Regions from separate parts of the Homo sapiens genome. Here region 2 is linked to region 1. Evidence: chromatin loops called from intact Hi-C (ENCODE). Cell type or tissue: Calu3. All regions are shown on one strand. Links, peaks and the distances in the headings refer to the core of each region. The heading gives the core; the rest is flanking DNA. Region 1 has its middle 120 kb from the start of CASC17. Region 2 has its middle 470 kb from the start of KCNJ2.

Region 1 (16,773 bases), core at 5,382-13,381:
AAAAAGTATTCATCACAGGATGTCTCTAGAAAGTATTTAGTAGTAATAGTAGTGCTGTCCAATAAATATATAATGTAGCCCATATGTGTAACTTTAAATGTTCTTAGAGCCAAATATTTTTCAAAAGTAAAAAAGGAACAAGCAATGTTAATTTTAATAATGTGTTATTTAACCCAATATATAAAAAGATTATCTTTTAAAAATGTAGTCAACATAAAAATCACTGATCAGCTATTTTACATTTTTTTTGGAATTACATCTTCAAAGTCAGCTGTGTATCTCATACTTGCAGGATGTCTCACTGTGAGTCTGTCACATTTTGAGTGCTCAGAAACCATACTTGACTAGTGGCTACTGTATTCAGCAGTGGCAATCTAACAGATGAGATAAGGAAAAGTATGAAAGCCAGAAAAAAAAAGCCAAAAATGAGTTAGATGATGACAAAAATTTTAGCGATGATAGCAAGACTGTATGTATGTGTATATATATGTGTGTGTGTGTGTGTGTGTGTGTGTGTGTGTCTCAATATATGGATATATGACATTTGTGACTATTTTTAAGGCTAGAAGAATAAGAAGACAAAGAGAACACACTCATCAATATTACAACGTTAAGCTATAAAATACAATTACAATTATGCTTACATTGGATAAAATACTTTTTATGATTTATTATTCTTTTTGGAAATAATGTATCTTCCCTGCCATCATGAACATGTGTTTGTAGATCTAATTGGAAGTGCAATTTAGAACATAACAGCAAGTATTTTTTGAGCACGCACTTTGGGCTTAGCACTAGGTTAGAGTTGTGGGAATTTCCAAAACATCAACACATTTCCTATCCAGCAAGTGTGATGTATTGGAAGGAGTCAGAGAGGGCTAGATTTGAATCCTTATGATCAACTTGCTACCTTCTCTAAACTTCATTTGTTTCCATAAAATAGGTGTAATAATACTTATCTCACAGTGTATAGTATTTATTAAATGAGTGCAATGCCTGTCTCACAAAATTGACCTTACGGAAACAAGCTGCTTTTTATCTCCATGACTCTATTTGATAGTAGATTACCATCTACTTTGTGCAGGGAAGATAATGTCTCAAGTACTTCTCAAGCAAGTCAAGACAGCCTTTAATGAAAAGCTTAAATATGTAAGGTATAATAACAGACCCATAGAAGTTTAGAGAATAACAATTGAAGATTATCCAAAGGGAAGGGCGTTTGAATTTTCTTTCGTCATCATAAAAATTTAAGGAAGAAAATTTGGGGAAGAAAAGATGAGGGGAAGAAAATTCTAGAGAAGAGGATCAAGGCAATAGCTATGCAAGTAGTGGGCATGGTAGGGTAACCAACTAGGCCAATTTGCTTAGTACAGAGGAGGTCCCCAGAGTGCAGGACTTTCAGTGCTAAAACCCAGACAGTCCTTGGAAAATTGGGATGTTTGGTCACCGTAGCACAAGGTAAAAAGTTCAGTAGGTGCATTGGTAAAGAGAATGAAGAAGCTCAGCTTGATGGTCACAAGATTTTCATATTATGAGATGAATAGAAAATAGAGTTAAATGGCAAGACGGAGCAAGGTTTTGATGGATCTTGAAATACACGTAGGGCAATGTGAAAAACACTAGGGAGTATTGGCCAAACACATTTAACAAATGTGGAAGAAAAAAATGGTCTATGCATCAAGAGAATTGAGTCTTAGTTCTGGTTTTGCCACCAACTCTGACTCCCCCTCAACTTTTACATCTGGGGACTCATTTTTTTTTTCACCTGTAAATAAGGCGGTTGGAGCAGATGACCACCATAGCCTAGGGTGGCTGCAATCGGTTGCGATTCAACTGATGGCAACAAAGCTCTAATATCCAGAATCTGTAAGGAACTTAAACAAATTTACAAGCAAAAAAACAAAACCCCATTGAACAGTAGGCAAAGGACATGAACAGACACTTTTCCAAAGAAGACACACATGGCCAACGCATATATAAAAAAACTCCCAATATTGCTTGTCATTAGAGAAAAGCAAATTGAAACCACAATGAGAAACCATCTCACACCTGTCAGAATGGCTATTATTAAAAAGTCAAAAAAATAACACAGGCTGATGAGCTTGTGGAGAAAATGGAATGCTTATACACTGCAGGTGGGAATGGAAATTACTTCAGCCATTGTGGAAAACAGCTTGGCAATTTCTCAAAGAACTAAAACAGGATTACCATGCTACCTAGCAATCCCATTATTGGATATGTACCCAAAGGGATGTATATCATTCTACCTTAAAGGTACATGCGCACGTATGCTTATCACAGCACTATTCACAATAGCAAAGACGTGGAGTCAACTTAAATGTCCATCAACGGTAGATTGCATTAAAAAACTATGGTACATATACACCATGGAATACTATGCAGCCATAAAAAATAACAAGATAATGTCCTCTGCAGGAACATGGGTAAAGCTGGAGGTCATTATCCTAAGCAAACTAACATAGGAATGGACAACCAAATACTGAATGTTCTCACTTATAAGTGAGAATTAAACTTTGAATAGAAGTGGGCACAAAGAAGGGAACAATGGCCACCAGGGCCTACTTGAGGGTGGAGGGTGGGAGGAGGGTGAGGATTGAAAAAGTACATATCCTGTACTATGCTTATTACCTGGGTGACACAATAATCTGTACCCCAAAACCCTGCACCAGGCAATTTACCTAAATAAGAAACCTGCACATGTACCCCTGAATCTAAAATAAATGTTTTAAAAAGCATCATATTATATACCATAAATATATAGAATTTTTGACAATTGAAAAATAATTTATAAAACAAATAGAAGAAATTAAAATGAAATAGTTATTTCTAGAACAACAAAAAAGGAGCCATTGAAGACTTTCACCATACTGGTGGTCCAAGAAGAAAAGCTGTATATTTAGGTGAGAACACTAGAGTATCATTGGTTTCCCTATCATCTGGGAAGCTTTTCATACATTTCTCCAGCACTATAACTTGAAAGTCTCCTAGCAATACAGATTGATAACATGTCCTCCCATTTCTTCCATGAATAGCAGTAAAAAACTGTAGGCAGTGGGTTCCTGAATTCTCTAGGGAGAAGTGTCCAAAATCCAGTTAAATTGAAGCTACTTGTTCATTACCTTCAGAACATTAAGGACATTAAGATATAATTATTTCCAAGAATTCAGAAGAAAGATGGCAGTGTAGAATACCTCCATGAGCACTTTCCTTGAAAACACACTTTTATGAGTTACTGCCTCACTAACAGAACCATCATGCTAGAATTTTGTGTCACTTTCAAAAGGCAGTTTTGACTTCGGAAACTGGAAAGAGAAAGAATGATCAAGACGGGGAAATGAGGGTGACAACTAGAGACAGACTCTCTAGGGCTAAATAACTCAGTTTTTATCTCATCTGAGTTCACTTCCTTGACTTCTATAAATAGAAGAGATTATAAGACTTTTAGCTACTATCTCTTAAGAAGCTTATCTGTTGACTTCCTAGATCTCATTGGCAGAAATACTACTCTATATTTAGCATTTATAAACATTAATTTAGCCAATAAACATTTAGTGCTAGAACTTAATTTCTTGCCAGAATAAAAGTATCATTATAAATTGTCATGGAAGAAAGAGAAAATAATAATAATGCTTTGGAAAGTTCAACAATGAGAGTAGTCATGCAAAAAAAGAGTGATTGCTTCTGCTCTCCATGTTTAAGGGAAAAAGAAGGAACATCTTAATTACACTAACGGCTTAATTTTTTTCATGTAATTACAAGTTTAAAGTTTTTCTTTGCTGCTAATTTTGTATGAAACATATTTGTGCTAAATATTGCCTTACCATATACCTAGAGATGTTTATTTACACAGATGCAGGATATTTTAATTTAGGGGGAGGGGGTCATTGAAACCAGTCCCCAAAGCCAACTGCTCTTCAATTCCAATGGTAATTTGTGGCTTTTCTTAGATTTAGTGGTTACAAAGGAGCCTTAGACTCTGTTGATCATAACCGATACTACACCACTATTTTAAATGAAATTTAAAAAAACAGAGTTCTTACTCTCGTAACCCATTAAATATTTTAGCTCACTTTAAGTGGATAGAGCAATGGCGGCAAGGAAGAGGTGGAGGGAATCTGGGTGGTATCACACAAGTGAAACCAGATTTCCGCAGAAGGGAACTACTTGTCCGGTTTCTTTATCTTTGCCAAGAAAACAAACTTGGGTCTGCATATAAAATAAAATAAGGTAGTAATAAAATAAATTAGGCAATGAGCCAAGTTTAGAATTCATTTTCTTCTCGTTTTATTTCCATGCGAACATCTATGCAGAAATATTTACGTGAAGACAAAATATTCCATTGTATATGTAACATATAATTTATTTAATGAAATATATGTAAGTTTCTGCAAACAGCGACATTCATACAGATGCTGTTCATGTCACAAATCATAAAAAAAGAAATATTGATCAAGAATAAGGGAATGGGCTCAGAAATGTAAACTTTCAGGATGTTTGAAAGTCTCATTTGAATGATATCCTAGCGATGAGATCTTTCATACGTTATCTTCACTCTCCTCCACAACTAGCTGAGTATTCTATGAAAATAAGAAAAACATAAACAGAAAAATCTCAAAATAGTGTCAGTTTATATTCTGACGAAAAGGAACAAGGTAAAAAAAGGCCAAGAAAGTAAGTCTTAGATAGGTGCACATATGTGGGGAAGAAAATTCCCTTTTATTGCAATGACAGCTTAATCAAGGACTTGATTTGATCATTAAGATTAAATTTTTCAATTTAAATTGAGAAATTTTAATTTAAAATTTTAACTATGGAGCACAATTTTCTATGAAATGTTGTCTGAAAGCAGTGGCAAGTTTAATTTCATACAAAAGTCTTAAATGTCTATGAATGTTCAGCCTTTTTCTATAGAATCCCTAGTAGAGACTTGGGAACTTCTGTGACTTCTTTCGGATGAGGATTCAGACAGTATGAATATGACAATGTTTTATCAGATTTTGTTTTCAGGCTGATATAACTGGTATCATATTTTAACTTCCTTTAAAGAAATCATGTTTGACTCCATGGCTGAAGTATTCAGAAGCTGCCTGGCTAATTTTTTGGCTGAAAGAATCATACTTTATTTCATTTATTTTCGTTCAGTGTACAGAAAACATTTCTTGCCATAGCTCTGTCACTAGCTTTCCCCACTTAGCTAAGAAGGAAAAATAACATATTGTTATAACTGGCATATAGTTGTAGCTTTTTTAGAACTCCAAATATTAATTAGACTTGACTAAAACACAAGAGTTCCTGAAATGAAAATTTTGTTGGAGTCGAGACAACAAAAAGGTTAAAGAGTTAATAAGCATTAAGATTTAAAATAGCCCAGGACAAAATTTCTAAAATGCTATAAAATATTTAAAATTATATGTTTAAAACCTATTGCTTAAAATCAGTATGTTGAAGAGTTATCTGCACCCCATTTTCATCACAGCACTGTTCACAATAGCCAAGACATAGAACCAACCTAAATGTCTATCAATAGACAAATGGATAAAGAAAATGTGTATATACATAATGGAATACTAGTCAGCCATCAAATAATGAAATCCTCTCATTCATGGAAACATGGATGAGCTTGGAGAACATTATGTTAAATGAAATAAGTCAGGCAGAGAAAGACAAATACTGAATGTTCTCACTCATACATGGTAGCTTAAAAAAAAGTTATGTTCATAAAAGTAGAATTGTGATTATTAGAGGCTGGAGAAAAGAGAGGTGTTGGGGTGTTGTGGGGGCAGGGGAATAGAGAAAGGATGCTTAACAGATACAAAATTACAGCTAGACAGGAGAAATAAATTCTAGTTTTCTATAGCGCTGTGGAATGACTCTAGTTAACAATAATTTATGGTATCATTTCAAACAGCTAGAAGAGAATTCTGAATGTTCTCAACATAAAGGATAAATGTTTTAGGTGATAGATATGCTAATCAATCATTACACATTGTATACATATATCAAAATATCACTCTGTACCTCCTACATGTGTGCAATTATTATGTGTCAATTAAAAAAATTAAAGATCCGAGCATCCAAAAAAAGTTAAGTAGTATGATATCACCATGGTAACCAGTGAGCATGAAAAAAAACCTACCTACTTCAACTGTATCCTTTACACATAACTACAGAATGGAGAGTAATCATATTGAGAAAAAAATGGAGAGATGAAATTTCATATAATTATACACTTGCTTGGGCCAAAGACAGTATACTGCTTGATAACTAAAAATGACATGTATAAAATATTTAAATGTTGGGTATAAAACTCTCTCTAAAATAGAAAATAAAGTCTGATTGTACATTGATAATATTCAGCAACATATACATGAGCCTGTAATTACATGTTTGTTTCTAAAAGTTCCTCTTACTGCATATCAATATTACTATTTAGACCCTTTACAATGAAAATCAAACACATAATTCCTATGTGAGAAAGGGATGTTCTAAAATTACTCTTCCATTACCTGATGCCCTAAAATGATTAAGGGTAGGGATAGACATACAGAATTACTAAAACACATCAAGAGTAATAGCAAAGAAATTTAGTGGTAAAATGCAAATTATTCTCTTTGAAATCAGGTAGAGAAAGGAAGTCCATCACAACCACATTTGTTTAACATTTTTAGTACAGTACAAGTAAGACAAGTTGGAAATATGCAAGGTATACAAATTAGAAAACACTACAGAACTATCTTTCACACACATATGTCCAAAAATATAGATGAGAAAATTCACTAGGAGTAATTGAGCTTAGCAGGTTTGCAAGATTTAAGATTCATGTGCAAAACCCAATTGCATTTCTAGCCACTAGAAACAAAGAATGAGAGAGTTATGAAAAACTTACCCTATTTACCTAAAAACCTATAATTATTCAATCAAAAGATGCAGAAGACCTTTAATATTAAATTATAAATCTTTATTGAAAAAAGCTAACTAAAAAGAGAGTGAGGAAAACTTAATATTGTAAAGATTTCAAGTTCCCCCGGATATATACAAGATATTTTCAGTCAAAATTTCAACAAGTTTCATCATAAAATGTGACAATCTGACTCAATGGCATTAAAAAAAGAATCGAGTAACAATAATAACACAGTAGGAAAAGGAATAAGTGTTTGTCATGCAAGACATATAAACTTATCATAAAGCTACATTATTTAAGTGTAAATTTTTTTTTACACTACATTATTTATGTGTAAAGGATACAGTTGAAGTAGGTAGGTTATTTTTTCATGCTCACAGGTTGCCATGGTGATGTCATACTAAACTTTTTGTTGTTGCTCGGATCTTTAATTTTTTTGAATGACACGTAATAATTGTACATATTTAGGAGTCACAGAGTGATATTTTGATATATGTATACAGTATGTAATGATTGATTAGCATATCTGTCACCTAAACATTTATTCTTTCTTTGTGTTGAGAACATTCAGAATTCTCTTCTAATTGTTTGAAATGATACAATAAATTATTGTTAACTAGAGTCTTATTAAGTAGGGTTTGGGGAAATGGTTGGTTTACATGTGCCTGTCTCAGAGCGCATAGCCTTTTGCAGTTCTATATTGATGGTGGAAGTTCTATTCGACTTTTTACCTTCAGCAGGCTTTGGGCTTTGACTTCTGACTCAATTCTGACTTCTGACCCTTCTCAATTTGACTTCTGACCCTTCCCTGCCCCCTTGTGGTTGCCAGAGCTAGAGGCCAAGTTTGCCAACATAGGTAAATACCATCAGCACTGCATTCCAGTGCTTTGTTGATAATTATCTTAGTGCTATCTTCCCTGTGAATTTTGGCACAGTCACTCCTTAATATCTTGACAGCACGGCAATGTGCTGACATATTGTATTAGTCTGTTTTCAAGCTGCTAATAAAGACATACCCAAGACTGGGTAATTTATAAAGGAAAAGGTTTAATTGACTCACAGCTCCACATGGCTGGGAGGGTGGGAGGGGGCCTCACAATCATGGTGGAAGGCAAATGAGGAACAAATTCATGTCTTACATGGCAGCAGGCAAGAGGGCATGTGTAGGAGAACTGCCCTTTTATAAAACCATCAGATCTCCTGAGACTTATGCACTATCATGTGAACAGCACGGGAGAAAAACCCGCCCCCATGATTCAACTACCTCCCACCAGGTCCCTCCCATGCGGACTGCTACAATTCAAGGTGAGATCTGGGTGAGGACACAGAGCCAAACTATATCACATATGTTTCAGCAATGGAGCAACTAGAGTGAAGAAACAAACCAACTTATATATGGAATCATGATATTTGACAAAGATGACCTGGCCAATTACTGGGAGAAGGAGGAATTAGTCAATAGACAGCACTAAGCAATTGGCTTCCCATATGAAAAATAACAAAACGGTATTTCTATTCTATGCCATATGTAAAATGTTGTAGTAGAAACATTAAAGATTTAAATGTGGACTTCCATTTTAGTATTAATAGGCTATGTTGTTGAGACCAAGTCACTCCCTGAAAGCAACTAATGAAGCAGAAAAACTATTTTAGTTGTCATTGAAAACCGAACAGCAATGATAAGATAATAAGGAGTGACACTGCCAAAATTAATGGAGAAGCAGGAGCCAAGACAGCTAAGCAAAGCACCAGGACACAGGAACCACTTTTTTCCTGATGGCGATTGCATACATTGGCAAACTTGGTCTCTAACTTTGGCAACCACCAGGGGGCAGGGAAAGGATATTAACTGGGTTCGATGTCAAGGCCCAGTAGCCTTCCCACTGCTCCCAGTAGGAAGTCAAATACGGAAATTTCTCACATCAATATGGAACCTCCCAGGCTATACAATGTGGAGCAGCACTAAACCCCTTTCCCAACCCCTAGGGAACGGAATAGATCACCTTAGGAAGAGTGGGGTGGTTGTTATTGAAAAGAAAAAAAAAATTCCTGCAATAATGTTGCCATGGGTCGACTCTCACAGAACTTTGCGATCCAGCTTCTAGATACCAAGGTGGAGAAGGGTCCTTAAGCTGTGCATTTAGCTTGAAGCTTTCTGGGGCTACAATGTCCCCAGGTGCAGAGCAGAAGCAAATGCAAATCCTTACCCATGTGGTATCTGAGTTCAAATTTTAAAAAAGGTTCTTCTCCCATAAGACGTTACTTGCATCTACCCAAAAATTTATGCGACAAGTACAAGAATTTAAGGCATCTGTAAAGTGCTTGGTAGTCCATTTAGATGTGCTACCTGGAGGCAGTGCACAGCCTGGACAACTTTGTACTGCATCCCTAAAGTGGAATCTCATCCTATTTCTTAAGAATGCCCACAAATTGTGTTTAAAGGACAAAATAAGGTGCTATTTTGAAATTCAAATATAACAATAATCGCAACTAGGTAAATAAACTAAATGTTTCAGTTAAAAGTCAAAGATAATCAGGCCAGATTATAAACATAAACAAATTACATATTGTTTTCAAGGCATATACTTTGAGTATAAGAACACATAAAGGTTTAAAATAAAGGGGAGAAATATGTAAATAAATAACAAAAAATAACAGAAATAGACTAACTTTTTTTTATATTAGTAACACTTTTTGTGTTAAAGAGAATCACTTTACAATGATACAAGCTTCACTTTGCCAGGAAAGAAACACCGTAACCAGTTTAAATGATTATGGCTTAAATGACATAGATTTAAGATACATTAAAACCAAATTAAACAGAGATAAAATACACATTATTTACAATTGCATCAAAAGTTGGAAGTACTAAGGAACAAATCTAACAAAAGTGTAAAATATCTCTAAGAAAAAAATATAGAACTACTGAGAAATTTAAATAAATAAATAAATAAATGGGATGACAGACAATGTTCATGGAGTGAAACCTTAATATTGTAAAGATTTCAACTCCTCAATCTGATCTCTAGGTTTAATTCCATCCCAATAAAAATCGTAATGATTTTCCCATTGGTAGGCCTTGACAAGTAGATTCTAGAATTCACATAAAAGTGCAACAAATTATAAATAGACAAAAACTCTAATAAGAATCAAGTTAACTTTCTGTTCCTGTTATTAAGCCTTATTTTGAAGCTATAGTGATTAAGACAATGCAGAATGTGTGCAGATAGGTATGTAGATAAATGCAAAAATTTGTGATAACTCAGAAATAGACCATATTGTATATACTCATTGTATGACAGTGGTGGTACTGCATAGTTAGGTTAAAAAGTACACATTTTAAAACATTTTGTATTTTAATTTATCTTAATTAAAAATTATTTTATTTCATTTTTATTTTTAGTTATTGATTCTAGACTTTCAGAAATGTTGCAATATTAGTACTTTTCTAAATAGCCTTCACCCAGATTATCCAAACATCAAACTTTTTAGGATACACACCCACACATACACACACATACACACACACACTGAACAAAATAAAGATACAAAAGGATGTGCAGAATAGGACTCCATTTGTATAAAGTCTAAAGACAGATAAAATTGAACTCAATTTCTGAAAGGTAAATAGATAAAACAATAGAGGAAAAAAAGAAAATGATTCTCATCAAAGTCAGGATAGCAGTTACCTCAAAGAGGCTGATTATCATCAAAGTCAATATAGAAATCACCTCAAACAGGTGAAGCTATCACAGAAGAGGTATGGGTGATTTTTTTTTTCTTCGAGTGCAGGTAATATTTTATTTCTTTAATTAGATGATGTGGCTTACTTTACTGCACATATATGTTCAATTCATTTCTTCATGTAAAACACATTTCACCATAAAATTTTTAAAAACATTTAAACCAGAAAGAGTGGAACTTGAAACAAAAGGTAACTTTAGTTTTATCAATTCCATAACAATTTAGTTTTATCAATTACTTTAACAAGTAATTCTTTAATACTGGTAAGTTCTACTTTATTAAAAATTTCTTTAGTGAATACCATTCTTAAGATTTTACAGGAACCCTTCTGGCCTGAAGTTCGGTGGTACAGTACCCCTTTGTCATGTTATTTATTCAGAGTTTCATAAACAATTATTTGTTGCTTGGCTAAATAAGTGTCAAAAAATACATAATGCAGTTTTTGGCCTGGAGAAATTTACAAATAAACACAATATTAATTGATTATTAATTCATTAATAAGAAACTAATTAAAGGTAGGACCTAAAGTACAACCACTACATCTTCACCAGGCCACTCACCAACCTGTTGACTTTTGTACCCAAATACTTTACCCTCTTGACAATGGAGGGGAATTAGTTACACTCCTGTCTAAAGTCTACCCCCTCTAACCTGTGCTGCAAGAGCATTACTCAGCAATTATTTCTTTGGCTACTATATTATCAATTTTTTCTTTCAATTAGAGTCATGCTCATCATAAATCAAACATTTTGTTATTTCTTGCATCCTAAAAAAGCCCTGTATATCAAAAGTCCAGGAAAATATTCATTGTATTTAATTCTTACCATTTCACATCTTTTCAAACTCACTTCAACCAGGCTTTTGCTCTCAGCCCTCCACCAGAACTTCTCCTGTAAAGGTCCACAGGGACTCAGTGTTGCTAAAATCCATGATTAATGATTAGTCCTCATCTTATTTGATCTGTCACCATACATTTGACCCAGTTGATCACGCCTTCATCCTGGAAACACTTGCTTTGTTTGGCTTCCATGATGTCACTCTACCTTGTTTCTTACCTACTTTATTGGCTTCTCATTCTCAATTTCCTTTACTACATTTTTGCATTCCCCTCAATGAAGCGATGTTGTTTCTCTGGGGTAATACCTGAGGTTCATTGTCCCACGGCCATGTAAGTTTAATAGGCGAAAGAAAGAGAAGAGCTCTCCGTGCAGAGAGGGGTCCCAGAGAAAATGAGTTGCTGCTTCTGCAGCGAAATGCAGAAGGTTTTATGGACGAGCTTTAGGAGGCGGTGTTTGATTTACATAGGGCATAAAAGATTGGTCGGACCAGGTGTGCCATTTGCATAGCCCCTCAAGAAGCTGGCCACCCCACCCTAAACTTTTATTATGCAGATATGTTCTCTACCTGGCCGGCATCATGTTGCCTACCCCTTTACTGTACACGAAGCAACAAAGAAAAGGGAATAAGGGGCCTCCACGTTGAACACACCTGGCTTCCAGGTAGCCCTTTTCTGTTGGCACAGCTGCCGGCATTTCCCTCATGCAAGCTTCCGGCTTCCTTATCTTTTTTTGCAGCTCGATTTTTCAGGATGCTGTTTGTTAAAAAAGAAATGATTTGGCCCGGCACGGTGGCTCACGCCTGTAATCCCAGCACTTTGGGAGACCAAGACCAGCGGATTGCCTGAGCTCAGGAGTTCGCGACCAGCCTGGGCAACATGGTGAAACCCTGTCTCTACTAAAATACGAAATTTAGCGGGGCGTGGCTGCATGCACCTGTAGTCCCAGCTACTCGGGAGGCTGAGGCAGGAGAATTGCTTGAACCCGGGAGGCGGAGGTTGCAGTGAGCCGAGATCAGGACACTGCACTCCAGCCTGGGCGACAGAGCAAGACTCTGTCTCAAAAAAAAAAAAAAAAAAAAAGAAAAGAAAGAAAAGAAAAGAAAAAGAAATGATTTGGGGGCTGCTTTTTGTTAAAAGGGAAATTCCGCCGAGGACTCTCCTACCCTCATATCTGCCTAAATAATTTCTTTTTAGCTCCTGTATCATCAGTTTCTAAACATTGGATGGGTATGTCCCAGAATTCATGGTTATTTTTTTTTCTACCTACTTACACTCAATGCCTTGGTGATTTCATCCAGTAGCATGGTGTTAAATCACACCTACATGCTAAGGATGAGCACATTTTTACATTTTCAGCCCAGGGTGCACCACTGAATCCCAGACCTCCGTTTGGATGTCTACCTAACAGAATTACTGAGATTTCTCCAGTAGCGTCCTACCGTCTCACCATCTCAGCCAAATCAAAACTACATCCTTCAAATACCTTCATGTCTTTCTTAATCCCTCCCTTTCTCACACCCCATATCGAATTTGTCAGTATATGCTGTCAGCATTTTCTACTCTCTGTAAACAGTATTTATATAATATTTTCTTGGATTATTTCAGTCGACTCTACCTCCAAGTTTCTCTCCTTGCTTCATCTTACTCTCCCCTAGAGTCTGATCTCAATACTGCAACTGGTAGGATGTTTCTAAAACAGATTACGCCTCTTCTCGTCTCAAAACCCTCAAAATGATTTCACACTTCACTCAGAGTAAAAGCCAGTCTTTTGTTTGTTTGTTTGTTTGTTTTGCTTTTGTTTTGTTTTGGTTTGGTTTTTAAACTTTTATTAAGTTCAGGGGTACAAGTGCAGGTTTGTTACATAGGTAAACTTGCGTCATGAGGGTTTGTTGTACAGAAGCCTAGTACCGTTTGTTATTTTACCTGAACTTCTCCTTCCTCCCACCCTCCACTCTCCGAAAGACCCCAGTGTGTGTCACTCTCCTCAATGTGTCCATGTGTTCTCATCATTTAGCTCCCACTTATAAGTGAGAACATGTGGTATTTGTTTTTATGCTTCTGTGTCAGTTTGCTAAGGATAATGAAAAGTCAGTCTTAAACAGCCTACTAAGCATCTATGATCTTGGCTCTGAAGTCATTTCCCACTTGCTCGCTTTAGTAGAGCCAAGCAGACATACAACTCTTTGCTGCTTGGAGCACGGGCATGACGCCTCCTTAACACCTTTGCACTTCCTCCTCTCTGGCCTGAAATATTTTTCTCCCAGATTTCTGTGTGGTTCATTCTCTTGCCTCTCTTGTTTAAATATCAACTTCTCAGGGAAGAAACCTACTGTAAAATTGCAAGTCTCCACTCCCGGTACTCACAATCTTCCGTATCCTGCTTTATTGTATCCCTGAACACTGACCAAGATATAACACACAGTATCGTTTCCTTATTCACTGTTAGTTGCTCCACCCTTAAATGTATCTGTTATTTTCACTGATGTTGCCCCAGCTTCTAGAAGAATGTCCAACATATAGAAGATGCTTAAGATATAGTTGTTCAATGAATTAATTGTATTGCTTTATATAAACTGTAAATCCTTTAAAGTTTGGAGATGGGAGAGAAAAGTATTAGGCAGAGGAGTTAAAGAGTTTTGAACATATACAGTTCCTGCTTGCATTTTACATGCCATATGTGGTTGAAATCAAGCAGAAAGAAAAACACCCACATTGGATGGATGGGATGAAAAATAGGCAGAGTTTAGAAGAAACCATCTTCCTTCAGAATAAGATTTATGGTTTCTAGGCAGTCCCTCATCACCATTTTGGGGTATAAAATAAGAACTTTTTTTACTAAGATTCTGATTCTCCAAGAATACTTTTCCTTCCTAAGGTTCTCTTGCCATGATAAATCAAAGACTATGAACAGATTAGCTGTGGCTGAGAAGCCTAGTTGTCTACCTGTATCTGGGACTTTTTTCTTCTACAATAATAACACCTTACTATTTGACTAGACACATGGCCCCCTTAAGTAGTAGCTATAGTTACATTCTCCCTGGAAACTAGGTGCAGTGATTAAGTTCTGGCCAATGGAATATAAGGAAAATTGTGTGTGAGACTTCTAGGGCACACCATTAAGGTGTAGGGGCATGCCCTTCTGCCCACTTTTTCAGCGTCATGCTGCCTGGAATACAAAGTTGTAGCTGGGGCTTAAGGAGCCATCCTGGACTACGAGGTATTAGTCCATTATGAAAAATGGCAGAGCAACACAATGGAAAATTCTAGGGTCTCGAATAATTGAGAAGCTGCCAAACCAGCCTCAGGCTTTACTTCTGTGAGAGCAAGAAATAAACCTCTGTGTTTAGGCCACTGGTAATTGGGTTTTCTGACATTTGCTGTTACCACTAAAATTGCTATCTGCTTATCGCTAAAATAGAAGGTAGTAATATTTATTATTACTAAAATCTCCAGTTATCCCAAAAATGAAATTTCTTCTCTCAGATGTCATATAATAATATAAAGCCACTGGTAAAACCCAGTTACTAGCAAAGCTGAAAGAACACTGAACTTGGAGTCCCGACAGGCTTAGAAACCTCCCACTGTTCCAGCATTAACCCTTTAGTTGATAGATTTTAGAGAGGTTGGGGTGGTCCTATGGGCATGACCAGACTGGCTTGGCCAGGCAAGGAGTTTTCAGGGAACTTGGAGAAGGGGCTCTTTGTCAACCAGTCTGGAAGGTTTCAATATCTTAGCAACTTGAATATCTGTGAAAGTGAGGATCATTTCACTGTCAACTTCCTCTTCCTCTAATAATAACGCCATGCAAGTGAAGTAGGAATTCATCTCCTTTGACTTTTATTTATGTGTTTTCAGTAGAAGTAATCCCACTCTAGGAACAGGGTGGAATACATGACACTAGGTAAAATCTGTCAGAAAACCCAATTGCTGAATCAATCTCAAGGTCAGTAAATTAAAAACCCAGTAAATATAAGACACATTATCACTGCTAAAGAAGCGCGATCTATGGCCATTTATATTCGATGTTTTAGTGACATAAGCTTGGAACTGCAGGACTCATAAGTGGAGCTTGAGAATGAAGCCAACACAGTAGAAAGAATATCATTCAGTGCTGAGATGCTGGGTGCCAGTGACATCTCCCGAATCCTGAATTCAGCCATACCTGAAACCAGGAACTATCTATGGACTTTTAAATATTCAAAATAAGAATTTCTCTCTTTCCTCTTAATCTAGGTTGGGTTGATTTTCTGCAATTTGTAACTGAACCATTCCTACCTGGTATAATGTACAAGAATTTTAACCTTCAGATGCATCAGAAAAGAGCGTTCTAGATAGAGAATAGAATGGGCACAGATGCAGAAAGGTAGGCATTATTTTTGTAAAAAAAAGTCTTATAGATAACTGGGAGTAGTTTGAAGAACAAATTAAGACAGGAAAAATTACAGAAAACAAGATAAATGAAAATACTACTGAAATGTTTTAGTTGAGTTGATGATGTGGCTATAAATTAGATAAATGGCAAGTAGAGCCGCCATAAGGTGAAATAGATGATGAGAACAAGCTTAGTACATTATTAAGGGTTTGAAGTTTTATTGTAGCTGGTGTTTAAACCCAGTGATTTCAGTTTCCCATCTCTCTGCTTTGACTACCCAACAACAACTTCTTCTAATGTAGAGAAGTATCTGCCACAGAAGGATATCCTAGCCTATGCTAAGGAAGATGTGCAGATGTATCACACACCAAGAGGTGGTCACTAAGTCAGTCTGCTACAAAAGCACTTCAGTACTGCCACGTAGAGAAGAGATGAGAGAGAAATGGAAAGGGGTAATTTAAAGTTTAATAGAATAATTAAAAATTCACTAAATAATTAGAAGATTAAAAAAGACAAAGAGAAGAAAATGAGAAAGGAAAAGTGAAAGACTGACCAAGATGGTTCAACCTCCAAGAAGTGTTATGGGGCCAAATGAAAAATGAAAATATAGGCCTTTTAAAAACATAATGTAAATTTCAAGGTGGCAAGAGCAGAACATTAAATAAATCCCGGGGCCCTTCTAAGTGCAAGACCCTATGGATGGCACAGGTTTCCCAACCATGACGTGGCCCTTGTCCAGGAATGGAATGGATGAAGGCAGTTTTTCTTAAATAAATCTTCTGATACATAAATAAAACTTGTTTTGAAAAAAATCCTAAAGGTATTTCATTGGCATGATCGAACTGCCGTTTGCTAGTTCAATTATGAGAAAGGAGAAGGGTTGTTTTTAAAAAACAA
Region 2 (16,773 bases), core at 3,815-11,814, 450 kb after region 1:
TGGAAAGAATGGTCTCTGTAAGACAGAGATCTAGAAGGAAGTCTTTCTTAACTAAAGGTCAGGCCACAATTTCCGGCACTGGGTATATTGTACTCTCAGGCAATTCATGACTTCAAGACACCAACTAGCTTTCAGGAGTAAAAACAAACAAACAAAAAACTGAATAGACGGTCTTCAACATACATGCAAACTGTTTTGGATTTGTTTTTACACTAGCTGTTTGAAACTTGGAACATGTTTTTCCCATGAAAACAATAATATAAATTGTGGCTAGGTTCTTAAGATACTTAAAAAGAAGGCTATTTAACTAATAATGTCTTTGAAATAGAGCACAAATGGCATTAACCGTACATCCAGTTTGCGGTTACAAGTGAGTATGGGGAACCACTGAATGAAAGAATATGGGAAAAGAAATTTTTCCCATTTTGATATGCAGTACTGAATCATCTATAGATATAGCAAAATAGCATTTGTTGATGGCTTTTTGTCTTTGTGTTTTGAAGTTTGAAAAAATAAGAAAATTTAGTATCACCATAAAATTAGAAACCAGCAATAACCACCATTAATATATTGGTAAATGAATAAAAAGAAGCCAGTTGCAAACAAAATACCTGGTATAAATTGTTTGCCCCTCCCTCTCTCTTTCTCACTATTTGCATATAAAAAATTTTGGAAAGATGAAACAAATTTTATTTAATTTTTTATTTGTAAAAGTTAAATTCTGTTACAATAGTTGTTTGGGATATCGATGATGATTTTCTGGGTATGAAGACTTCAAATTGTATTTGCTTAGACAGAGTATCTGTTATTTAAGCCTTTAGATAGATATTCCCAAGTAGCTCTCTAGGAAAGTGATTCTAAGTTGCATTCTCACCAGAAGGTCACACAAGTAGCTGTGTAAAAATTTTGTAATAGGTTTGTTTGTTTCCAGGACTATTTTATTTTCCTTTCCACCCCTTCCCCACTTTGGCTGCATTTTTTGTCTCCTACCTAAAAGGACCTGGTGCATTCTAGATTCTCAAAGCTTCTCTTGTACCCCACACTGTGGGGTATTACACCATTACTCTATTGCACCATTACTATGACTCCATTACACCATTACTCAGAAATTGCCCCTTATTCAAAACTCCCACTGGAGTTCCAAAACTTGCATCTCATTATCTGTAAAAATTCCCCAATGAAGGGCATTCACAGAGCTAAGATTCGTTTTAGGCACGTGTCTACATTTTGAGGTTTAAATATTTTCTACAGTCTGTTTTATCCATAATTCCACGTATACTAAAAGTACTATTTCAAAGGAACAGCTGAAGGAATGGATTAAAAACTACATGGTGGCTAGAAATGGTGAATTATACTGAGAGAATAGTTTTCAATAGCTTTAAGATATTTGTATGTTTTGTTGAGATCGCCCATTTCTAAGACATAATCAAGGATGTGATCAATGACTTATGTAAAGGAGTTTCATTCAGGGTTGTTTAAAATATCAGATAAAACTAGACACAAACGCCAGTTATAACACATTTATGCAAAGGAATAAATACCACATATGAAGGATGCTAATGGCATACAGAATGATAGCGATACAGAATTAAGTAAAAACTGAAATATAAGAGTTCACAGCCTCATGAATTTGTTAAAATTAGATATATAAATATATCCACCAAACAGATCCATAGATAAATTTATCCTGATTAGTAGTCATTTTGGATGTTGACTATACATAGCAATTTTGGTTCTCTATTTCAAATCGCTTCACAAAGATTTCCTGTATCTCTCAAAATTCAAGCGATGAAATACAATTTAACAAAATTTTATAGTTGATAATAAACTTTCCCGAGCCTGTCTCTAAGAATTTTTGTGTAGTGGATGAAAACTTGCTATAAAACAAAAATTCAAGCAGTACGAGTAGATCTTTTTTGCCTTTGCCATTTTTCCTCCCTGAATGGGGCAGGTGCTTGTTTTATTTATTTATTTTTTTATTTTCCTCCCCTCTCTCTATTGCATAGAATAAAAATAAATAAATAAAGACACACAAGCTCCTTGTCATTGCTATGCTGGGCAACAGGCATTTCAACTGGGGTTTATGAGGTAATAAATTATTGTTCCCTGTCCTGGCAAGTTACTTTTTTGAAAGGCCACATCCGGTCCTTGGGGCACCAGCTTTTATTATGCATTTCATATTGAACCAAAGGTCAAATTAATTGACCTTATCTATGTGAAAAACCAGCTGGTTGCCTAGAGAAATAAAATCTTTGACAGAGAGTTTCGGGACAAGAAAAAAAAAAATAGGAAATCTCAATCCCATGGCAGCTGGAACCTTCAATTAGAAAAAGAGTAAATTTGGAGGAACTTAATTTTTGAATGATCAGTTAGAATCAATAACAATTACATTTTCTCTAAGGAATGGTAGAGCCAATGAGATCCCACATGTTATCTGCATCTTCACACATATTTTACATATCACAAATTTGAGGGACAGCAGAAGAGAAGAACCGTTCATTTGGTGGACTCTGAGGCCTAATGTGGCAACCCATTTTATGGAAATAAGAAAACCATCCGGGTTCTGAAAGAAATTATTCTTGACCTAAAAGAATCAAAGTTAGGGCAAATCTCCATCTCCCCCAACCCAAATGCAAAATAGATACTCTATGCCTTCTGAAATATAGTGGCTTAATAGAATAGAAGCGGAGGCTAATTCCCTTTTCTAAAACTTCTGTACCTCCACTTCCTCATCTGGTAAATGGGATAATAATTCTTGAATCTCAACATTATATGTATGAATCAAATCAGACAATATAGAAAAAATCTTAGCACTTAAGTTCTGGCAATAAGCAATGAAAATGTTAGACTTCTATACTACTTAAAAGAAGAGGTAAAATGATTATCACTGGTTTCACTCAGAACAACAAAATATAATTTTTCTCTACCTGTAATAGAGCAAACTAAATACATTTTTCTCTACCAGTAATAGGCAAAAATAAATAACTAAATAAATAAGCTTATGTCACCAACTTCTTAATGTATTGCTTTATTTCTCTTCTTTTGACTTATGCACGCAAACATAGCCCTTGACATATTTAATGTGAAAAATGATTTAGAATGGTGAGGATAGGTATTTTGACACCATTGCCAATTTGTGACTCTGATATGTTAATTTGATTCGAATATGTAAACTTAGCACGTGTCTGAAGAAATAGTGAGATGGGGGATATTGATTAGGCTTCCTTGAATAAATTCTGCTAGGGATACCCCATACCAATCCTTGTGTCTCTTATTTTAATGACTGAGCAAAAGTCATGACTCTTCTCTCTGAAAAAAAAAACAAAAACCATTTTACATTAATCATATGTCAACAAAGAGGACAAATCAGATATGATGAATGAGATTTTTATGCTGCATCAAAGCGCACGTCAGGTGGAGGCCTGCTGTATCATCTAGTATGGAAAAGATTAAGCCACACAACACACATCTGCTTGGTGAAACGCTGAAAAAGTTAATGGCTGTGAAAAAGAGTTTGAACCCCTAGCTGAGGTCAGAAATGGGGTGATTTAGTGACTTCAGTAAACAGACTTTCAATAGGGGTAAAATGAAGTTTGGTTTCATTTGCCCAGTACATATAGAACACCAATAAAGTTTTTGGTGCTCAAAGATAAGTTCAAAGCCACTTAAAAGTGAACTATTTGTAAAAATCAGTCAATTGTTAAATAAATCCATAATTAATCACTTCATCTTTTAATCTTATCAAACCCAGGATGTAATTTTAGAAATGGAGACCTAAAGATGAAATTACTCGGCCAACTTAGAAAAAAACATAGAAGAGACAGATGACCCTTTACCCCCGAACACTGAGCACACAAAGGTTGAACCAAACACTCTGAAACTAACAGAGCTGACTTTCATACCTTCTCTAAATTCGTATGGAAGGGAATGTGATCTTCCTATGCCAATTCATATGCAAAGTTGATTTAACTTCACAAAACTATGGCAATGAATATGCTCTTTTAAATTCATAGTTTTTGTGTATCAGGTGGGATTTGAGGTTCAGGACAAAGAAAGTCAAATCAAAAGAAGGAAATGACAGAAGTCAGTAAAAAAATCAAAATTTTGGAACTGAGAATTTGGTGAAGAGCAGGATTAAGTAAAACTAGATGCCGCTGAGAAGAAGGATTTTCTATGATTTCAAAGATGTAATGATAAAAATTCTGTCTACTTGGTAGAAAGGACTGATAACATATCTCTAGAAACACATGTATGGATGAGGGCATAGAAATATTCTTTTATGAGATGCTTTGCTGGATCTTGAGCCATAAGGTAGATCTGTTGGCTTACCATATTTACTGGAGGAATCTGATCCAGTTAACAGTGGCTGATATTTCAAAGTCATTTGTATTTCCTTATGAGTCTTGGAGAAGGAGCAAGCATGGTGTCTTTAGGGGTGTAAAAAGACCAACTTGGGGATCTGGAGCTGATCAGATTTCCTTGGCCTCCGTGGCTCCACGTTTCCTGGTGGAAAGCAGGAACGTGCGTGAGCTGCTTTGACTCCAAGTACCCCAGGAACCGTCAGTGAACCTGAAAGCCCCCACATCTGGCTATAGCTTACTCTTGTTTGCTTTCAGTTCTGCACACAGACGACCACCCTGACTGTGAATTCAGGGATGTCCCAGCCTTCTTTATGCACGGCCAGCGAGGTGCAGAATCTGAAGGCTCACCTGGTCTGAGGGTGAGGTCCACCACATTTTCAACTTGCCTTTGTTTTTGTTAGTATTACTCTTTTTGAAAGGGATTTCTGCAGGGGAAAGCATACATTCATCATCATCTCTCCTTGGCCTATTCCTTCTCCATTATGTATAAACTATGTTCCAGCAAAGAAATGGTCAGTGCTTTACAGCAATACCCCAGACACATAAAACTGAAGAACAGAAATTTCTGATTTAGATACCTCAAATAACAATTTACTTCCAAGGAGTTTCATTTAGCCTTATGATGGTTCAGTTTTTTGTTCCCCAAAAAATTTTCTACTAGGAGTATAAATTGAATAGAAAAACAGATTTCCAAAGAATCTTAGACAATGATTAAGTATAGTATACTGCACTTAAAAAACCAATATATGAGCATGAGATAAACACACACTGTAGAAAAGAACAATGACCTGAATGGTCGGGTAGTTAATAGTTAGAATAATCAGTTACTCTTTAGTTTTTCAGAAACTGATTAGTGTTTTTTTTGTTGTTGTGGATGTTGTTGTTGTCCGAGAAAGCCATCAGTTTTTGTTGTTTCTTTTGTTTTAAGAGCAAATAAACAGAACTGAGAAAAAAGTAATTAAGCAATGGTCCTTAAAAAATAAGACAATGAAATTTCTACCATTTTTTTCTTTTCTTTAAAAAACATTTTCTATGAAAACCCTGAAATTCCAAGGATATAGCATCAAAACTACTAGTAAAAGGTGAAATTTTTACTTATTAGAGTATTTTGCCTATCCTAAAACAAACTTGACATATTTGTAAATACAAATGACAGAATATTTTACATATTAAAATATAATATGTATATATAATATATAATATGTATATATTATAATACATGTAATATGTAAATATATAATACATATTTATGTGTGTATATATACATACACACATGCCTTATGCCTTTAAGTACAATATTGAATAACCAAAATTTTCTGTTGTATAAAGGAAAAGAGAGCAAAAATAGAACAACCAAATCACCAACTGCATTTTACACTTTCTTCCTTTATATTCAAAAGATGTATTAGATTAACACAAGTTGGAAAAAAATATGGGTTATATTGAGGACTCACAGTACTACTGTGTCTTTAGCCACATTTTCAGCATCTCAGTCTTCTCCCTGCTGAATAGCTCAGAAGGGCTCTGCCTCTTCTCTTTTGTTGCCCTGGTAGATCCACGGAAGTCTACCTCACTGCCTTCTACCTAAAGGGTCCCGGCTGGCAGAATTCTTCCAGAGTTTGATTACCTTATCTTTCTGGATTGTAAGTGCCTATAAGTCATACTCCAGGTGTCCTTTGATGAAAAATGCTGTTTTGTAATTGTCCAAAGGCTGGCAAGAATTTTTAACAATTGTGTATGTTCGTTATAATTAGAAAATTGGTAAGGAGAGGCAATGTTCTTCTGAGCAGACAGGACTAATTCAGAGTGCCCGGCATTCCTGGTAAAGAGCTCTTTCCACACCTAAGCATCAAAGCACTAGAGGTCTTGATCTATTAGATGTGAGCCCTGGAAAAATGCCACTTATTGGAATTTTTGTTCCAAATAACCAGAATTAAGATTAAATGGATAGGTATGGACATAAGAAAAGAAATCATGAAGGAGAATGTTGTAGTTCATCACTGATGAGGAAATCAAATGAATCTGTTTAAGATTTATATCATCACTGTGTCTGTGGTCATCAGTCAACATGGACAACATTACTCAAATGTTGTCTAAGTTTTAATTGCAGAGAATATGTGGACCAATAAGTAAAAACATGTAGACCCTATTCTTAGAAATAAGTAGGGTTGCCTGTTATTATAATCTCTTAGTAATAGAAGTTTTAGTTTTAGAATGATACTTTCTAAAATATTGATGGCAGGTGTTCTCTATTTAAAAGATTATTATGATTAATCCTTTTTTGGTCTAATTTCTCAGGCCTCAAAAGTCTTTTTAATTGAAAAGCAGGCAATGATGCACTTTACACAAGACACATCTCTAAAAACTTGTATAACTCAGAAAATGGAAAAAGGCAAATCATTATTTATTTCAGTAGCCTGTGAGCATCTTACAGAATGTGGTATGTGAAAATAACAGATCAAACTGTGACTGAATCAATAGATTTCACCTTATATTAAATTGTGTCTAATATAATATTTTTGAAAAAATTCTGGTTCTTCTCATACCTGTATCAATCTTTATTGAAAGAGTTTATACAGAGAGTTGAGAATGTGATTGACATAAAATTAGACATAACAAATGCCTGATTATTCAAAGTAAGGAAAGAAACTGATGGATTAGAAACTACAAAGCAAGCCTCGTTTTTGGATAGAAAGACACTGCAGTTCCATTTTTATTTTTATAATTTGCCTTCCTAATTAGATATTGCACTGGGTGACACTAGAAAGTGCTTTCATTTCCTGAATGGTAGAAAGTGTCATCAAGATGGTAGCAGGGAGAATGCAGATTGGGCCATTAAATGGTAGCATTTAGTCTAAATGGTTCTCCTGTACTTTGAATATCACCCATACTGAAAGCACTGACAGCATCATACTGATCAGTTTAGCTTTCCATGCCTTGGTAGTTTCAGACATTGCATGCTACACTTATGTCTGGGCTAAGATAAATGTCCGTTAAGTCTCCAGATGTTGCTACCTGTTCAACTTTTATCCATGTGCACTTATATCCATGTCTGGAAATGTTTAAATAAATGGTAAAATTTTTTTTCACTTTATTTCTGGATATCTCAGTATCCTGGAGTCCTGTCCACAGCCAATTTATATCTTTCTTGATTTTCATCATAATACTGGGAATTCTTCCTCTTACTGTGTATAATAACATCATATCATAACATTAAAAACTGTTTGTTTTCCAAGGGTAGTTTTTAAACCTCCCAATGAAGAACTGATTTTAACTGATGTGCTGATACTTCCACCTGGTGGCTGAAGTGGAGAATACACTCTTCTCATATTGAAAACTAAAGAAAATTATTCATTGGTGCTCTATAATTCAGTGACTTGAGCATTTTCCATGTGCTACCCGCAGTAAACAAAACAAGATGAGTAAAAGTCTCATTTTTGATGTAATAATAATATAATTAATTTAGAAATCACTTCAGTATACTTACTGAAAAATATATTTATATTTAGTTTTTAATAAGCGTTTTATTTTTAGAATAATTTTATATTTACAGGAAAGTTGCAGAAATAAAACAGAGTTCACGTATAAGTATAATCCAGCTTCCACTTATGCTAATAGCTTACATGACTGTGGAACATTTGTCAAAGCTAAGAACTTGACTTTGGTTACATTACTATTAAATATTTCTATTGACTACTTTCAGACCTCATTTGTATTTCACCAGTTTTTCCACCAGTTTTCCACTTTTCTGTTCCAGGATCCAGTCCAAGTTAGCACATTGCACTTTCTATGATGTCTTCTTAATCTCTTCTGGTTCATTTGTTTCAGTGTGTCAGATTTTCATACCTTTCCACAATGATTATTTTGATAGTAATAGAACAATAACATGATCAACAAGAAAGTGAATACGCTATGTGTAGGTATGAGACAATCATTATATTCTTATGTGCCGACTTTCAAGGTTTGAAAGATTTTAAGAATATTGGGGAAATGACAATGTTTGAGAATATAGACTAAAACTATGCTGAGTTCATTTAAAACTATAAATCTAGGAACAAAATCGTCTTTGTTTCTTTCTGGTTGACCTTTGGGCATCTCTAACATGGTGCTGTCATTCAACGGCTTGAATGAGTCAAGCGCTAAGTGACCAAACTGCTACTTAAAGAAAAAGGTGAATGGGAGGAAGAAGGAAACAAGTATTACATATAAGGAGATTAAAAGACAGAATGACATGTTAAAATATATATATCAACATCATTTCAGTGTCCAAATGTAGGCCTGTATTTAGGGAGACTCAATCTCTTTAGTCCCCAGTGACTTATACCTTTCCAAGTATTCAGAGTCTACACCATTTGTCTGGCAAATTATGATTTCTCACCTAGTGAGAATACATTGTTACTTTTATATTTAACTCACAAAAACTAAGTTGTCCAACCCACCCTTTTGTAATTACTTGTAAATAAGAATAACGCCTCTTAATTTTACCCTGTTATATGCTTAGCATAAATATACACAGAAAGACAAAATTATTTATTTCACTCATTCATTAATTTCATCATTCATCCCATAAATAGTTAATATACACCACGTGGAAGGCATTGCTCCAGTTGCCAGGCATGTAGAAAGAAAAATACAACAGCCCTGATCTCATGAAGCTTCACAGATTCTGAGTTGAAAATAAAAACCTTTTGATTGAACATGAAAGAAAACACCTGTCTATACCATTATCTTTCTTCTTTTCAATGCATTTGTTCTGTCACTACTTTTCATGAGAAAGCCCAAGAGTATTTAAAAAAACCTGTTTTATGATCAAATAGATAAACTTGAAATATTCAGATGTAAGACTAAATAAACTGACTACCTCTAACTATATCACATAACTCGATTTTTGAGTTATACAAGATGTGTAAAGAGATTCTGCTGTCAGAAAAGTAGAACCATTTGGTAACTAGCACTTGGCGTTTGTAGGAAAAAAAGATGGAAATGCAAAGAAAATTATGACTAAGTGTTTTGGATAAAATTAAGATTATCTAGTAATTTAGTTTATGATAAAGGAGATATTTAAATAAGGGAAGAAAGGATGAACTCATCAATACACATGGATAAAAAAATTCATTTCTTTCAGAAAAGAAGTAACAGACTTTTTCTAAACCACAAAACCTACATAAAAAGAAGTTTTTGATAAACTACATGGTTTTGAGGGGAGAGGATACCACTCAACACCTAGAAAAAAATCTGAATTTATTACTTAAATAAGAGAGAACTATGTTTTTTAGGCACCATTTCCCTGATTGCAAAGCAGGAAGCTTATTTTGTATGAGGATTTGGAAGAGGTAGAGCCAGGGACCGGCCGACTTTCAAAGTCAGGAGTTGGTGGATCTCAGCAGTGGAAATGTGCTTATTCAGGTAAGCTATTTGTTGTTTTTTCAGAAACAGGGTCTTGCTATGTTGCCCAGATGGAGTGCAGTGATGTGATCGTAGCTCACTGCAGCCTCAAGTTCCTGGGCTCAAGAGATCCTCCTGCCTCAGCCTCCCAAGTAGCTGAGACTACAGGTGTGAGGCACTACACCCTGCTCAGGTAAGTTTATTGTTGATTGGCCAGCTTTCAGAAATGTGTTCATGGAGTAAGGCTTTTGCTCACCATCTGACTTTGAAAAATAGGTGACTTCCCTGATTGATTTTCAGAAACATGATCACTGACTACAATGGCCATCAGTCTTGAAACAGATTCTACAAATAACGTAATTAAGAATGGGGAAAAGATCTGAATACATACTTAACCAAAAAAGAGATACACAATGGCAGATAAACCTAGGGGGGAAAAGACACTTAACGCTGTTAGTCATTAGAGAAGTGCAAACTAAAACTGCAATGGGATACCACTACACATGCATTACACTTGCTACAATGGAAAAGACTGATCATAATAAATAATGGAAAGGACATGGAGAAACCGGGACCCTCATAAAATGCTGGTCAGAATGTAAAATGCTACAATTGCTTTGGAAAACAATTTGGCAGTTTATTAAACAGTTAAACATATTCCTTTCATATGGTCCAGCCACTCCACTTCTAGATAGTTAACAGAGAAAACTAAAAGCATGTTTATACCCAGGCCCATACACAAATGCTTACAGCAGCTTTATTTGCAATGGCAAAAAGTGGAAACAACACAACTGTTCAAAACAAGTCTGGGTAAAAAAAGTTTGTGCTATAGCTATATGATGAAATACTACTAAACAATGAAAAGGAATGAGGTATTGATACACGCAACAAGACAGATAAATCTCAGTAGTTTAGTTGTGCTTAGTAAAAGACATAAAAGGGTGCATATTGCATGCTTCTATTTATATAAGTTTCCAGAAATGCAAACTAACTTTTAGTGACAGAAAAAGATTGACACTTCTCTGTAGACAAGTGTGGAGGGTGGTGGAAGAGATTACAAAGAAGCCTGAGAAAACTTTTGTGGTGATAGATATGTTTATCTTCTTGATTGTGATGATGGTTTTACAGGTAGATATCTATTTTAAAACTTATCAAATTGTACATAATAAATATGTGCACTTTATGTTAATTAAACATCAATAGAGATGCTAAAATTATGACCCCAATTTGATCATTACACATTGTATTCATCTATCAAAATATCACATGTATCCCATAAATATGTACAAGTACCAGATATCAATAAAAAACTATAGATGAATATATTTATAAGAATATATTGGCCAGGCACGGTGACTCACGCATGTAATCCCAGCACTTTGGGAAGCTGAGGAGGGCGGATCACCTGAGGTGGGGAGTTCAAGACCAGCCTGACCAACATGAAAAAACCCTGCCTCTACTAAAAATACAAAATTAGCGGAGTGTGGCGGTGCATGCCTGTAATCCCAGGTACTCAGGAGGCCGAGGCAGGAGAATCACTTGAACCTGGGAGGCGGAGGTTGTGGTGAGCCAAGATTGTGCCATCGTACTCCAGCCTGAGCGATAAGAGCAAAACTCTGTCTAAAATATATATATAAATAAAGACAAGTAAGGACTTCCTAAGAAAAAACCAAAATATCAAAGACATAAAGTAAAACTATCCTGATTATAAAGTTTTTAAAGTTTAAGTCAGATTTGGATACATGAAGAAAAAAAAGAAAAAATACTGTAAACAATGTTAGCATGGAAAAATTAAAATTGAAGAAAATATTTGCAAAACATTTAATAGACAAATGAATAGTATATGAATATACAACAAGCTCTTATAAATTAGTATAATGGTAATAAACAATAATAGAAAATGGGAGCAGGATATGTCAGAGGGATTCTGACTAGCCAATAGCATATGGAAAGGTATTCAACATCAGTAGGAGCATCGCGCAAGACAACATATGTCTACTGGACCATTTGAAAATTACCCAGTTACTTGCTTGTCTTCCTTCCAAATAGAATCTAAGGGCAAGGTGTCTTGCTCTTGGTAACATTTAATCCCCACTATTTAGCCCCATTTCTGAGAAATAGAGATTTAAAAACGATTTATTCAATGAAGTCACCCCTCCTCCCTCTTTTATGACATAGCCTCTCTTTTCTTTATTTTTTGGCTGTCTTCAGGATCTTGTGCTTTCTCTTCCCCCCCTTTTAAAATCTGAAAAATAAGGGAAGGGTTTCTTTTCTTTGACACACCTGTTCTATTCTTTGTCTCTTGACTATCATCAGGTCTTGGAAGCAATGTATGTTCTGTTACTGAATATTTTTGACTGCTATTCCAAGGCTCACTGACATCATTATGTAATGGAACAATATATCTAACGAGCCAATCTCTGATTTTCTTTTCTTAAAATTCATTTTTTAATTTGCACAATAAAACTCACATTTTTGGTATTAAGTCCCAACTTTGTCTTACCATTTCCATCCATCAAGTAGGAAACATCATCAGTTTTCCCACCTAAGTATCTCTGAAATGAATAAGTCTGTTTTTTTCCCCAGTCTGCCATCACTACCACATATTAGCAAACAACTGCAACAGCCCCTTTCCCAGGTTCCCCTGGGTCCACTATTGCTCCCACCCATTGAGTCTCAGTGAAACCAGTTGGTGTGATCTTTGCATACGCAAACATGCCATTTTCCTTCCTGAGCTATGGAATAGTGACCGCTTGATCATAAGGAATAAAATCCTTAACGTAGCTTAGAGGGCTTCCCTAATCTACCACTGACAATACATCTAATGTAGTAATTTTCTGTTGCTGTCATAACAAATGACCACAAATTTACTGGTCTAAAACAGCAAAAATGTATTATCTTATAGTTCTTGAAGCCAGAAGCCCAACAGGAGTCTCACTGTGGTAAACATCAAGGTGTCTACAGGGCAGCATTCTTTTCTATAAGCTCCATAGGATAATTCACTTTCTTGTCTTTTCTAGCTTTCAGAGACCACCTGGATTCTTTGGCCCTTGACCGCAGCATTTGTCTTTAAAGTCAACAGTCATGGGCCAGTTCTCTGTCATTTGTGGAATCTCTCCTCCCTCTTCTAATTCATTCCTCTGACTCGTTCTTCTCCCTCCCTTTCCTACTTCTAAGACCTCAAGTGGTTTCACTGAACCCACCTCGACAGTCCAGGGTCATTTCCCCATTGTAGTCAGAGGATTAGCAATCTTATTCCATCTGCATCCTCAATTATCTTTTGTCATGTAGTGTATTCACAGTTTCCAGGATTAGATTGTTAATATCTTGGATAGTGGCCCTGGCCTCATTTAATAACTACTCTACTTTACTGTCTATCTACATAAAACTCCCTTCTGTTTTTCAGAGGAAAAGATGGTGCCTGGTGCTGGGCTTCACACTGTTCCCAGTGCAGCAAAAGTTCTTTCTCTCAGCCATTAATCTTTCCCCCTACCTGGTTAAGTCTCATTCTTACTTCATTCTTTATATTAAATGCCACTTTGTCATGGCGGTCACGTTTGACTTTTCCAACCTTCAATATCAGGGCAAATCCCTTTGTTTTAGCATGATCTACTACTTCTTTTCATTAAGTTCCTCACATTTGTATCACTTCCCTTGTGAAATGCAACTTTCATGTTACAACATAGTCAAAAATATTCATTAACAGAGCATACTTGCTGTAAAAAACCTGATGATAGTCAAGAAACAAAGAATAAAACAGGTGTGCCCAAGAATAGAAACCCTTCCCTTTTAGTTCATAGATTTTGAGAAGGGGAAGAGGAAAAAAAGATCCTGAAGAGAGCCAGGGACAATATCTGCCTTGTCTACTCTGGCATCCCAGCACCTAGCAGGATACCTGGCAAATCAGTGGTGAGTACATTAGGAATTGAAATGAAATTTTTACTCCTTATCTCAATCATCATATTCCCTCTGCCTTGATTCCACTTCTTCTACCACTCTACTCCCCAAAGTTTTACTCTATTTGACTAATTTCTACCACCCTTTTAATACGCAACCATAGTGTTTTCTTTTTTTGTAAGTATCTCTCAATGCACCACTCTGAGCTAGGTGGTTCAGCCAAAGGATTTCTAGAGCATCTCTCAGTCATGGCTCCAACATTGTAATAGCATTCATCATCAGTTCTACCTTGAGGACAAACAATATATTCTTATTAAGCCATGTGCCTCCAGGACCTGACACAGGCCCATACATGGAAAGCACTCAATAAAAGGTGGAAATAATCAATTAATGAGTTTCTTCCTGCAAAAATAAAATTGCATCCATTTATTTGCAAAACAAAATCATCAAAGTTGTTGAAAAATGTGTATGCTGATAAAAAAAACTCTTCTCTCTCTTTCTCTCCGTGTGTGTGTGTGTTTTTAAATTAATTTGTTTTATTTATTTGCCATGAACCCATGGCATTAGAATAAAATTCATTACACTTGAAAATATAATATAGCTGTGCTACCACAAGATGGCAGGGGAGTATCGTGCTCGCCATGTGCACGCATATTACATAATAAGTATTTTTTATATATATATATATATGCAGTATATACACACATATGTATTATATTTCATGTTTTTTTCCCTGAATAATCAGTACCTATTAGTGTAGAATAAATTACTAACACATGAATCCTGTTCTCAGTATATTACACAGAGGAAAACTCTAGCTAACCTTTTCACTCTGCTTTGACTAAAATTCAAGGTATAATCACTTTCTCAACTCTTTGTTTTCTTTCCTAGAACTCTAGTAGGTACCATTTGATGCATGGCTGCTATGAACCAGGAATCAGTTCCATAGATAGTTAATATCTATGGTTTTCCAAGGGGAAACTGAAGCTAAGAAATGTTAGCTATCTTACCTAAAATCACTTGATATAATTTTGAGCTTAGCATTTAAACCCAGGTCTTTATATAATTTAATTTCAAAACTACCATTATTCCTGCTAGGCAATTCTGCCTCCATAGCTCTGTGTGTGTGTGTGTGTGTGTGTGTGTGTGTGTGTGTGTGTGTGTGTGTGTCTGTGTGCATGTGTGTGTATGTTCTCTTCCATAGTCCTATCTTTTTACTATTGTCTGTTTTTGAAAGGTAAAATTACGATCCAACCAAAAGATTTTTCCTCAATCAAAACTTTGAAATGGACTTGCCCTCTCTGTCCCAATCCCAACCCTTTTACATTCAGTAGTCTCATCAAGATGGACCAAGCTAGAGAATGTCCTGTGTCTTCCTCAGAGCTGCAGGAGGTCAGGGGGTAATGATGATGCCTAAACTGAAGTCAAGAGATCTGACGTCAAATAGCTTGTGATCAGCAGAGCTGAGAAAGATAACACTTTTAAAAGCAATTCTACTTGGACACGGTGAAGTTGGGAAGAACTCTCTTGCAAATAAACATATAACTAACAAATTTGATAACCAAGCATTTTATACAATAGGTATGGGATTTTAAAATAAAGATTCAGAGATGAATGGCTTGTTTTAACTGTAGCAGATTTTGGACACAGTCAGTAGTCATTTAGAAACCTGGGGGCACCATTTTCCAGAGATTCTGAATTTTGCCTTCTTATTTTTGGACTAGATGACTCTCAAAGTCTCCAGAACATGGATAAGTGAAAGAAAGAATTTATATATTAGACAGATATCAAGGAGCTTGAATCTTTACTTTTGTGATTCTGAGCAATAAGATTGACATACATGAATTTTAAGAGTCTGTAGAAGAAGCACAATATGGTACAGAGACAATGACAAATGTCTTTACTTGAAACAATTAAAAAGAGATTTCACGGCCGGGCGCGGTGGCTCACGCCTGTAATCCCAGCACTTTGGGAGGCCGAGGCGGGTGGATCACGAGGTCAGGAGATCGAGACCACGGTGAAACCCCGTCTCTACTAAAAATACAAAAAATTAGCCGGGCGCAGTGGCGGGCGCCTGTAGTCCCAGCTACTCGGGAGGCTGAGGCAGGAGAATGGCGTGAACCCGGAAGGCGGAGCTTGCAGTGAGCGGAGATCGCGCCACTGCACTCCCGCCTGGGCGACAGAACGAGACTCCGTCTCAAAAAAAAAAAAAAAAAAAAAAAGAGATTTCACTAATGCTATGCCAACGTTTTAGGAAGCAGTTGGAAAAGTCTTGTAATTAAGGAAAGTCAGATATCTCAATACAAGCAGACTCAGTCTATCTTCGTTGAAAGCTGAAGTTTAGCTCATCTTGCAGTCTGTCAATGGTTAAAACAATCGTCAGGGCCTCTTAACCAGCTCAAACATACACACAAAGTAAGTACAGGGATGCATTAGAAAATTAATGTTTGCAGCAATGTATTATCAACTAGTAAAATTAAACTGATGAATAATGTTGCTTCATCAGTGGTTGGGAGAAGAGAAACAGCCACTCACTGAGAAATTAATTTACTCAATAATGGAAACTTGCATTTTATAGATTTTAATGGATACCTAATAATGTTGCTTTTATTAAATATGTAAATTGCAGATTTAACAATGCATGAGATAAATAGGACATTAATTATAATTAAAAGTGTTGAATATTCTAGAAGTTATAGTTGTTTTTCTTAGAAAAATAGTAATGTTCAATATTAAAATTTTAATCTTAAAGAGAAAAAAACACCCTTTAATTGGCTCTCAAATTCCCTGAGCCCTACCATGATGTAATGCTTTCCCAGTGGCAGATTAAGCCATATTCTCCCATCTATATGGAGGGAAGCAAACAGATAGTTTTAAAAGCAACAAGAAATTTCCTGTTCCACAGAGAGTAATAGCATAATGTATGAAGTTGAGCCTCCAACTGTCCAGCAATGGGCCAGACCCATTCAAGTTGTGCTGTAAAGGTGAAGAGGTACAAGGTGAACTACCACACTCCATCAATTCTCCAAAAACGGGTGAGACGGAACATGTGTCACTGGTAGTTTAATTTTCTCACTTTCCTGATTGCTGTGTAGCTGTTAGCAGGCTGACTGTGGCTTTACCCCTCCTG

Evidence for each region. Hi-C counts contacts between places; a loop is a spot of excess contacts. Peaks named below come from ENCODE experiments on the same cell type or tissue, not always from the same donor. Only the 100,000 strongest peaks of a DNase experiment are listed, where the experiment ranks them.
Region 2: it touches region 1 in a loop (16-fold over the local background); 15 of 110 quality-filtered maps call a loop at or near these places.

Annotation. Positions count from the first base shown.
Region 1 is chr17:71,076,399-71,093,171 of GRCh38, reverse strand. No RefSeq gene overlaps it. Among named protein-coding and RNA genes, the nearest start is that of CASC17, 120 kb to the left of the region's middle. In Calu3, for the core only: no CTCF peak of the experiment used is centred there; DNase peaks (open chromatin) are centred at 7,731 and 8,751.
Region 2 is chr17:70,627,605-70,644,377 of GRCh38, reverse strand. No RefSeq gene overlaps it. Among named protein-coding and RNA genes, the nearest start is that of KCNJ2, 470 kb to the right of the region's middle. In Calu3, for the core only: a CTCF peak has its summit at 7,697 (motif pointing left); a DNase peak (open chromatin) is centred at 7,667.